Regions from separate parts of the Homo sapiens genome. Here region 1 is linked to region 2. The links are chromatin contacts, found by Hi-C or POLR2A ChIA-PET in ENCODE. All regions are on one chromosome and are shown on one strand. The core of a region is the stretch at or near the end of the contact, and the rest is flanking DNA. Distances in the headings are between cores, read along the strand shown. Region 1 overlaps LOC105371244 (a long non-coding RNA gene). Region 2 overlaps LOC105371240 (a long non-coding RNA gene).

The links. Hi-C counts contacts between places; a loop is a spot of excess contacts on that map. ChIA-PET counts read pairs that join two places held with the same protein, here RNA polymerase II (POLR2A). Pooled maps may share reads with other maps.
Region 1: a loop to region 2 is called in a pooled map, with 3 times the contacts of the local background. The contact joins two enhancer-like sites. A Hi-C loop is called at or near these places in 1 of 50 pooled maps. POLR2A ChIA-PET finds 5 or more read pairs at or near these places in 2 of 52 experiments (activated CD4-positive, alpha-beta T cell and activated naive CD4-positive, alpha-beta T cell).

What each region holds. Positions count from the first base shown.
Region 1 is chr16:49,437,559-49,443,045 of GRCh38, forward strand. All of the region lies in intron 2 of LOC105371244 (a long non-coding RNA gene), which reads right to left. Among named protein-coding and RNA genes, the nearest start is that of LINC02179, 26 kb to the right of the region's middle. RefSeq lists enhancers at 3,716-4,663, 3,919-4,198. Within about 2 kb of position 3,958, at least 8 of the 41 ENCODE cell types and tissues checked have a DNase peak (open chromatin) inside an H3K27ac peak, as active enhancers do.
Region 2 is chr16:48,628,813-48,634,042 of GRCh38, forward strand. All of the region lies in intron 1 of LOC105371240 (a long non-coding RNA gene), which reads left to right. Among named protein-coding and RNA genes, the nearest start is that of N4BP1, 21 kb to the left of the region's middle. RefSeq lists enhancers at 464-965, 966-1,465. Within about 2 kb of position 1,664, at least 2 of the 41 ENCODE cell types and tissues checked have a DNase peak (open chromatin) inside an H3K27ac peak, as active enhancers do.

The DNA of each region.
Region 1 (5,487 bases), core at 2,708-5,207, 810 kb after region 2:
TCCCGTGGCCTGCAATGCAGTCCTTCTGGTGAGCACAGTGCCCTCCTCACCTTGGTTCCTAGAACAACAAAGCCCTTCCCTCCCCAGAGCTTTGGGGCTGAGCTTCCTTCCCCCCACTTTTCTGCAGGTCTTGTTGCCTCTCATCCTTCAGGTCTCAGCCCAAATATCATGCTCAGGGACCCTCCCTGAGACCCCCCCAGGAAAAGAGCCCCTACCCCAAGTTCCCCAAGACATCACACTACTTATTTCCTTCAAAGTTTATCACCTTGGGATGTCCCCGCTAGTTTTTATCTGTTTTCTTGGTTACTGTCTTTTTCCTTTCCTGGAATGGAAGCTCACTATGGATAGAGACCGGATCTGTCTTGTTCCTAGCAATAACCACAACAGAACAGAATCCAAGCTGCAGAAAGGTCTAGTAAACTAGTAAATGCAAGTAAATGGAGCTGGCACAGCTCAGAGGAGTGAGGTGGCCAGGGATGTTTCAGGAGGAAAGGATGGTGAGCAGAGGCATAGAGGTACAAAAACATGATGTGGGACAGGCACAGTGGCTCACACCTATAATCCCAGCACTCTGGGAGGCCGAGGCTGGTGGATCACTTCAGGTCAGGAGTTTGAAACCAGCCTGGCCCACATGGTGAAACCCCGTCTCTACTAAAAATACAAAAATTAGCCAGGTGTGGTGACAGTTGCCTTTAACCCCAGCTACTGGGGGGCTGAGGCAGGAGAATCACTTGAGTCCAGGAGGGGAGGTTGCAATGAGCCGAGATCGCACCACTGCACTCCAGCCTGGGTGACAGAGAGAGACTCTGTCTCAAAAACAAACAAAAAAATGTCATATGTACCAAGGCGTGCAGTCCGTCTGTGCCACACACTTTCAGGGGTTGTGTTGGCAGGAAAGATCCATCAGCTCCGATCCTGTATTTGAGGATGCAGATGAGCTTGAATTGTGGGCCTTGAATGCCAGGCTTAGGAGTCTGGGGTTTACCAGCAGGCAATGAGGAGCCAGTGAGGGAACTAGAGAAGCGCCGTCTGCTCTGGTTTTGGGAGCTTGACCCAGCAGGGTGGTGGGGCAAGGAGAGGCTGCAGCAAGGAGATCCCGTAGGACCTAGAGGAGGACTCTTCCTGGCAGGAAAGATCCAGGATCTTGGGGGAGAGGCAGTGGTGGGGGAGCAGAACTGAGAGGGAAAGAGCCTCCCGTCGCCTGAAATTGCCCAGATGTATTTTCTAAAAATCAGAGCAGGTCGGGATCTTTGTTTTCTCTTTTCCCCCTGCCCACTTCAGGGCGATGAGGAGTAGATTGTGTTTCCAAACACATCAGAAGAATCTGCAGTGGAAGTTGGAAGAATAACCCCAGGCTTCTTGGTCTAATTCTCAAGGTCAACTGATATCATTAGAATAACATGAACTCAATTTGAGTTACAGCAGGGAAATCATGTTAGGAAATATGGGTCACTCATCACTGAGTAATGAAGCTGTTACCTTGCGCGATCGGAAACGCGCTTGCACAGAAACCTGTCAACTGTCCTCGTCCCATTGTAGGGCTGGCTTTTAACAATGGAGTCGCCCACAAAAACCAAAGCCCACTCCGAGAGGGAGGATTGAGCAGGGACAGCTTTGGTACCTGCAGCCTCAGAGCCAGCCAGAAGGGCAGGATGTCCTGGAACAAAGGCCGGATTTGTTCCCATTGGTTTTCATTGAGAAGCTTTCTCTGTGATTCTTGAGATTCTCTTTAAAGGCCACAGTGGGAAATGGGGTCAAGGGAAATGCCCTAAGGTCGAAGAACAGGCAAAACCCTGTTGGTTGAAGAGAGAAACACCAATGCTTAGCACAGAAGAACTAGGCTCCAACAGTAGCCCATGCAGAGAGTAAGAGTCATGACATGGATGAGTAAATGAGGGTGGTGGGTTAGGCATACAATGGAGTGGTGAGACACCCCCCTCAACACACACACCTACTTTGCAAAAGGGATCGCTCCTGCACAGCTAGAAAGTGTGCCAGCACAGTCAGGTCTCCCAATATTTCCATGAAACCTAGGAATTCAGAACTTTATGTAAAAATCTCCTTATTTTAGAACAGTGGTAACTCACTAAAAATAGTGGTACACAAAACATGAATCGGTGCTGCCAGTTTGTGGCTTATGGGGTTAAGAAATGCTGATGGTACTCTGTCAGAGATTACAGCCCTGGGTTAGGAGGCCTCAGTTTCCACAGACTTCCAATGCCACCATGAGGGAGGGGGGCGGCCCAGCTAGGGAGCAAACCTGGGCAAGCACTCGAGCTCCTTAGAGTGGACACCGAGCTCTGCCCAAATCCCCAAAAGCCTCCTGGGAACAGCTGCTTAGGCATGCTGGTGGCTCTGCTCCTGGCTGAGCCCATCTCAGAGCCTTACCCTCAGCCAAGAGACACTTCACACACTGACACCCCCCACCCTGGGGTGGCCACATCTAATGGTCAATGTTGGGGGCCGGTAGAAAAGCCTGGATTCTTCACCCCAATTTGGAACATCTCTGAATGATCACAGCAGTGCCAGGGCTCCCAGGGGATCAACAGAGGCCTTTGCTATGACTGCATCACCGCCCATCTCCTTCTCTGCCCCATCCTGAGTCCCTCTCTCCCTACAGAGGCTGGTTCTGCATACAAATATCCACCCCAGAGCCTACCTCCCAGGACACCCAACGGTGACACCCTCTAAACCCTCATGTTCTCATGAGTCCTATGGAGAGATTCACCCACTTTACCATGCCTTTGAGAGTGTAAGGAGATGGCACAGGCAGGCAGCCTAGATGGGAGTGTGCCATGCGTGTGGGAGGTGCTCAGTGACTCCTTGCTGAACATCATGGACCGAGAGCTTAGAAGAAGGCAAGAAATATGTGGCGATAGTTCCTAACCACCTGGAGTTCACTCCCCTAAACCAGAGCTTCTCACCCTTGGCACTGTTGACATTCTGGGCCGGATAATTGTTTGTTGCAGGGCAGGAGGGGCCTGTCCTCTGGGCTACAGGGTGTTTAACAGCCTCTACCCACTAGATGCCAGTAGCAACCCCCAATTGTGAAAACCAAAAATGTTTCTAGACACTGCCAAATGTCCCCTGAGAAACAAAATTGCCCCTGGCTAAGCAGCGCTGCCCTAAATCATTAAAGTTCCCTGAGCCACCTCTGAGAGAGAGTCACGGTTTGGGGCCAAAAGTCAATCAGGGGCCCTTCCTAGGCCCCTCCACAGGGAACAGGGAATCTCAAGTAAGGCCAAGGGGAAACGTGAGAAACGTGGGGCAATGGCAACAGCCCACGCACGGGGGTGGGGACGCTGCTTCAAACCCCAGCCACGCATCCTGCAACCCGCACAGGCCGGTCCCCTTCTCCCAGCCTCAGCGTCCTGAGATGGGAAATGGAGACAGCAATTCCATTCCTTCGACCTGCCAGGGAAGTTTCCCCAAACAATGGCTTGGTGCGTGTGCGTGTGAGAGTGTTCTGACAGCAGTAAACGTACTGTGCAGAAGTACAATGGGGTTGGCTCCCACAAACAACCATCTTACCCAAATTCAGCTAAGTGAGTGCAGACAAAGAGAAGGAGAGAGAAATAGGCAGGCAGAGGCGCATTTATTGACCCTGTCACTGTTCCCTCATCCCCATCGCCCCAGGGACAGGGAAGGCACAGCTAAAATGCCCAAGAGACAAACAAACAAACAAAATAAGTGAAATTCTCAGAACCCATCAGGTCCTAATGATTCACAGGATTTTTGAAGGTAAATTTTACTACAGAAGATGTTGCTGTATTGGGCAATTATCCAAGCCTTGAGTAGGGATATGACTGAGTTTTGTTTTTTACTCCAAAAGCAGTGAATAAAAAGCATTTCAAAGAAAGTAATGCCAACTTGACAAACCCATTCCACCAGCAGTGGGCAGCAGAAACAGGAGGAAAAAGAAAGTTTGCCTCTGAAACACCTGGTAGATGTAGACCCGGGCCTCCGCCTCCTCTCCACTGCCCGCCCTCCATCCTGCCCTCCCCGGAACAGACGGAAGCAGCGAGATCCTGAAATAGCCTCGCTCTCAGCGGTGAGACAGGAAGCCACCAGCCCCAGGCCTGAAAGCCATCATGCAGTTGACACAGGGACCCCGCTGATGCCGCGTCATTTACCTTCGGGGGACTCGCAGCCGCCCCCGCAGCCTGGGTTGGCAGGCCGGTGGAGGTCGGCCAGAGGCGTGCTCCCTGGGGCCATCCCAGGGAAGGCCCAATGATCACTTGCTCCAGAGCAAGTGGCTTCTTCCCCACTACCCTTCTCTGAAACCCCACACTCTGGTTCTTCCATCCCAGACCCAGAGGCTTGATTTACCCCATAAACAGTGTGGGGTCTATAGATTCTTTTCGGGGGCCATTAAACATGCTTGAGATCTAAAAAGAAAAAAATAATAATAATTGTGACTGTAAAATACAAGAATAAAACTGAAAAATCAAAATTACTAACAAGTTCAAAACCACAATTCTAAAACCCTTTTCACTTTTTAAGCAAAATAATTGTACAAAACAATTGCATTCTATGTAAGCTGAGTCAATTTTTTTTAGTCTATTGTTGTAGTGTGGAAAAGGTTCTCACACAGATCTTCAGTTGACCCCCCCAAAAAACTTACTCCTTTCACCTCCTAGAGGTAACTTTCTCTTGTCTTCCTGTGTCTAAATGGGACGGTGAGACAGAAAATCTGCAAGTCCGTACAACACCTCTCTTCCTGAATCTGCAGGACAGTCTCTGAGACTCCAGGGCACAGCCACTGTAAAAGCCAGTCTTCTGGAGCTATAGAGAGTTTTAGCACAGATCTGAATTCCTGGATGCATCCAGGAGCTAATTCTAAACGTCTGTCCCCCCAGCCCAAGATGTCAGTCACCTGTTTCATCTCTGCAAGTTTAATGGAAGATGCCAGGCTAGGAGTTAGGGGTGGGGGTTCTTAGACAAGCCTGGCCCTCTTTCTTATAGAAAGCGGAAATGCCATCGTTCTGCTCCAATGTCACCACCAAAAGTAGAGAAAAACAGGACAGACTGAGAGGGCCATTTTCATTAAGAAATAAGAGCTAGAAATAGCACCTTTCACCTGGGTGAAAGAGATCCAGTTCTTTGTGGAAGAGAAAGCTATTCTCACTGATTTCAGATGCAAACAAAGCGTGCCTGTGTCTTCCATCTTGACATCCACTTCCCTCACTTCCCTGACCTACAAGCCCTAAGCTAGGTCCATCCCAGCCCTGCCACTCTGCCCCTTCTCTACTGCCCCTTCTCCTCCAGGAAATCACATGTGGTTGATGGAGGGCAAATGCCTGCCCACTACCTGCCGGGTCCCCCAGTTGGCAGAAATCTTTCTCCACAGTCGGTGGGCAGGGTTGTGTTTATTTTGCAATTAACAAAGAACAAAGGAAGTGGCAGGGCGCTTGGAGGTGGTGCTTCTGGCTTGCTTTTGGGGACCTGAATTCCTGCCTTGCTCTTGGCTCTGTCGGCTCTGGCTCC
Region 2 (5,230 bases), core at 414-2,913:
GAGTGTAGGAGCAGATGAACATACAGATGAGCTTTGACAGTTCCTGTGGGGTGCTGGTGGCTGCCTTATGCTGAGCTGCGTGGTGGTGATTGCTCCCCATGGGTGCTCCGATGGGCCTTCTGCGATCACTTTCCCCACTCTCCCTCATCAGACTGTGAGCTCCCTAAAGCCCAAAGTGGAGATCATGGGTCCCTGCAGTTCTCACAGCCTTGGACATAAGCCCTCGGTGCAGACAATGACTGAGCACTCACCATGTGTCCTGCTTATTTAATTTATCACTTAATTGATCATGCTGTCATCTTTTTCTGCATAATAACTCCCCGAAGTAGGTGCCATTATTATTCCCTATTTTGAGATGAAGAAAATAAGGCACAGAGAGGCTGAGCAACTCGTCAGGGTCACACAGCTCCTGACTGGACAGACTGTGAGTCCGATAGATTTGGCTCCAGGCGCTGCCCTCCTTTCCACTCTCTGCTGCCTCCGTGATCTTTTCTCTTTGTCTTGAGAAGTCAGGGAGGGAAAGCTGGGCCACGTTTACTTTAATTCAACATAAAACAATAACATTTGATTTAGCAGAGTGTATTGTGTTTGAGTTCCGGCTCTGCTAATAATTAGCTGTTACAACCTTGGGACAGTTACTTAATGTTTTCATTTATCATCCATAAAACGGCAACAATGACACTGATTTCACAGGGCTGTTGTGCGGCTGGGTGAACCGGCATGCATAAGGAACTCGGCTCACTGCAGCCTTGACTTCCAAGAGGTCGCCAATTCCATTTGCCACAAATGGGCCAGGTCCTCAGAGTATGGGGCCCGGAACCGCAGCACAGACCTCACTCAAGAGCTTGTTAGAAATGCACAGTGCTGGCTGGGCGCGGTGGCTCACACCTGTAATGGGAGGCCGAGGCGGGCGGATCTCCTGAGCTCAGAAGTTCGGAATGACCCTGGGCAACATGGTGAAACCCCGTCTCTACTGACATACAAAAAATTAGCTGGGCGTGGTGATACGCGCCTGCAGTCCCACCTACTTGGGAGGCTGAGGCACGAGAATCGCTTGAGCCCCCGGAGGTGGAGGTTGCGGTAAGCTGAGATTGCACCACTGCACTCCAGCTTGGGCTACAGAGTGAAGAATTCGTCTCAAAGAACAAAAACAAAAACAAACAAACAAAAAAGAAATGCACAGTGCCAGGCCCCATCCCACAGCCCCAAGCCTGACCTTTTTTTTCTCTCTAACATAAAAGCTTGCAAGGACACTCGCCATGTGCCCTGCTTATTCAATTAATCACTTAACTGATCATGCTGTCATCTTTTTCTGCATAATAACTCCCTGAAGTAGGTGCCATTATTATTCCCTATTTTGAGATGAAGGAAATAAGGCACAGAGAGGCTGAGAATCGGAATCTGCATTTTCATAAGGTGCCCAGGTGAGGCGTAAGCGTGCTACAGCCCTAGAAGCCCTTCTCTACAGCAGTGGATTCAATCACCTTCCACTAGGACCCCCCGCCCAGTTATACCCGTGGTGTGGGGTTGGGGCTGGGCAGCCCAATTTTACCAGCTGCTTCAGCCTATTCTGAGGTGTGGGGATCCAGCTACAAGAAAGAGCAGAGATAAAAGACGGAAGCAGTTTCATCATTTTTGATGTGACAAGGAAGTCACGTTTTTGTCTGGAGTTCTCGGACTCTGTCATCTTTTTCTGGGTTCTCCTTCCGTCCTGACTCAACTTGGCATTTTGAGAAATGAAGCTTTAGCGACTCAGGAAGGGTGGCCAGAGACAACAGTGCCACCTTGTGGCAGCAGCCTGGCATTACAGTCCTGGAAGGCGGCTGTTTAAATGGAAAGAACTGTGATAACAGGGTAGTCATAGAGAAATCTCAGCGAGCCTTTATTATATGCCAGACGCCATGCCAAGTCTTCTTCATGGATTTGTTTATTTAAAACTCACAAGAGTAAGAAGTAGATACTATTATTATCCCAGTGTTACAGGCCTGGAGGAATGGAGCTTGAGAGAGAGGGAGCTATGCTCATGATCTCTGGGTAGTGAGGGCTGGAGCTGGGGCCAGCTTGGGCAGTCGGGCTTTAAAGTCCACGATTCCAACCCTTTTTTTCTTTTTTTTTGAGAAGGGGTCTCACTCTGTCACCCAGGCTGGAGTGCAGTGGTGCAATCTCGGCTCACTGCAACCTCTGCTTCCCAAGTTCAAGCGATTCTCTTGCCTCAGCCTACCGAGTAACTGGGATTACAGGCACTTGCCACCATTCCCCGCTAATTTTTGTATTTTTAGTAGAGATGGGGGATTCACCATGTTGGCCAGGCAAGTCTCGAACTCCTGACCTCAAGTGATCAACCTGCCTTGGCCTCCCAAAGTGTTGAGATTACAGGTGTGAGCCACCGCGCCTGGCCTGATTCTAACCTTTGGATATATTTCCTTTTTAAAAAAAGAAGGATCCCTTTCTGGTGGGGACCTCCAGATTTTAGACTCTTTAGACCTGTGCTATTTTATTGACTGGAGCCAAGCAGTGAAGCCCTGGGTGGGGAGCTGGGGACCTGGGCTCTGGTGTTAGCTCCCCTCTCTCCTACCCAGGGAGTCCCGGGCAGTCATTCAGGTTCTTTTTCTTAGTTTGTAGGTGGAGGATAATAATATTTCACCTGGGCCGGGCGCGGTGGCTCACGCCTGTAATCCCAGCACTTTGGGAGGCCGAGGCGGGCGGATCACGAGGTCAGGAGATCGAGACCATCCCGGCTAAAACGGTGAAACCCCGTCTCTACTAAAAATACAAAAAATTAGCCGGGCGTAGTGGCGGGCGCCTGTAGTCCCAGCTACTTGGGAGGCTGAGGCAGGAGAATGGCGTGAACCCGGGAGGCGGAGCTTGCAGTGAGCCGAGATCCCGCCACTGCACTCCAGCCTGGGCGACAGAGCGAGACTCCGTCTCAAAAAAAAAAAAAAATAAATAAATAAATAATATTTCACCTGTTCACCTTATAGCATCTTTGCAAGAATCTATGGAAAACAGACAATTGGAATTGAAATTGTATAGCAGTGGGAAAGGCAAGGTAGTGTCTGATATTCTTAGCAAATAGAAGGGTAAAAAGATGCGATTTTCCCTGATACCTCAAACCAACTGCACTTGAATTAACATAGAAACAGAAAACCAAATACCCCATGTTCTTACTTATAAGTGGGAGCAAAATATTGGGTATTGGGACACAAAGATGGAAACAATAGACACTGGGGACTCCTAGAGGGTAGAGGAAGAGAGCTGCAGGGGTTGGAAAACTACTTATTGGGTCCTATGCTTGTGACAGAATCAATCGTACCTTAAACTTCGGCATCATGCAATATACCCATGTAACAAACCTGCATGTATATCCTCTGCATCTAAAACAAAAGTTGAAATTAAAAAAGAAAAGAAGAGACGTGGCTGGGCAAGGTGGGTCACACCCATAATCCCAGTACTTTGGGTGGGCACCTGTAATCTCAGCTACTCAGGAGGCTGAGGCAGGAGAATCGCTGGAACCTGGGAGGTGGAGGTTGTAGTGATCTGAGATCACGCCACTGCATTCCAGCCTGAGGAACAAGAGTGAAACTCCATCTCAAAAAAAAAAAAAAAAAAGAAGAGACGTGGTTGTGCTAGGTTAATAATAAACCCTAAACTCTCAGCAGTTCAAAAGAACAGAGTGTCTTTCTCACCCCATGCTGTGTGTCCACTGCAGGTCCACCAGGGGCTCTGCTTGTCTTAGTCACTCAGGGGCCTTGTGTGACAGAGACTCCATCTCAACAAGTGCTTCTGTGACCCAGCAGGCAGTAAAAAGAGGATGGAGACCACAGACTGACCTGTCTGCTTCTGCCTAAAAGTGACACATGTCATTTTCACTCATACTTCATGGGCCAAAGCAGATCACATGGCCGTGCACGAGCTCAAGTGGGTGGAGAGGTGCAGCCCCACCATGTGCCCAGAAAGAGAGCTGAGCATTTGAGACCTTTCTTTCTTCTTTTCTGCTTTCCCTCTTCCCTTCTTCCTGCTTTCCTTCCCTTCTTATTTACTAAGTGCCTACTATTTAGATGATGTATCCTCACTGGGATTATCATTTGTTATTTAAAAAATTTAAATAATAAATTTAATTTGTTTTGTTATTTATTATTTACTTTTTTTTTTTTTCTGAGATGGGGTCTTGCTCTGTCACCCAAGCCAGAGTGCAGTGGCACGATCTCAGCTCACTGCAACCTCCGCCTCCCAGGTCCAAGCGATTCTCCAGCCTCAGCCTCCTGAGTAGCTGGGGTTACAGGCATGCGCCACCGTGCCAAGCTAATTTTTGTATTTTCAGTAGAGATGGGGTTTTGCCATGCTGGCCAAGCTGGTCTCAAACTCCTGAGCTCAGGTGATCCACCCACCTTGGCCTCCCAAAGTCCTGGGATTACCGATGTGAACCACTGTGCCTGGCCTGTTTTTATTTTCTAAAGATGGGGTCTTGCTCTGTTGCCCAACCTAGAGTGTAGTGGCTATTCACAGATATTATCATAGCTCACTGCATAGCTCACTGCAGAACCTGGGTTTACTGATGCACACCACTGCACCCAGCCTCACTGGGATTATAAAATAAGACAAAACTCCGTCCTCAAGGCTCACATGATCTCATGGCCGAGTCAGAAAAGCCGACCAAGATCAGCACAAGTTGATATGTGAACACAGATATGAGGCAGCTCACCCAGCCTGGTGTGAAGCTAAGGAAGGCTTCCTGGAGGACGTCCCCAAGGAAGGTAGGAACAAGCCTGATGAGAGGCAGGGGAACCTGAATAGCACAGCTCATGCCTGTAATCTTAGCTACCAAGAAGGCAGAGGCGGGAGGATATCTGGAATCCAGGTGTTCAAGACCAGCCCAGGCAACATAGCAAGACTCTTAAAAAAAAAAGACGCAGGGAGATCATTTTCAGCAGAAAGAGCAGAAGATGAAAATGTCTGCAGGAGAGCTCTGTGGCCAGCAGTAAGATGTTCTGCAGGCCTGAGGAATGTTGTGGGGGATGGTGTGAGGATGAGCAGGCACAGCAGGAAGTGGGTCCAGACCACTTAAGGCTTCAGGACCACTGGAGACTGGATTTCCTGAGAAGGCCATGGGGGCCATAGAGAGGCTGGTTAAATTTATTTTATTTTTTCCAATTTAGCCTTGACTTGAAACTCATAAATTTGTTTTCTCTGAGACAGGGTCTCACTATGTTGCCCAGGCTGAACTCAAACT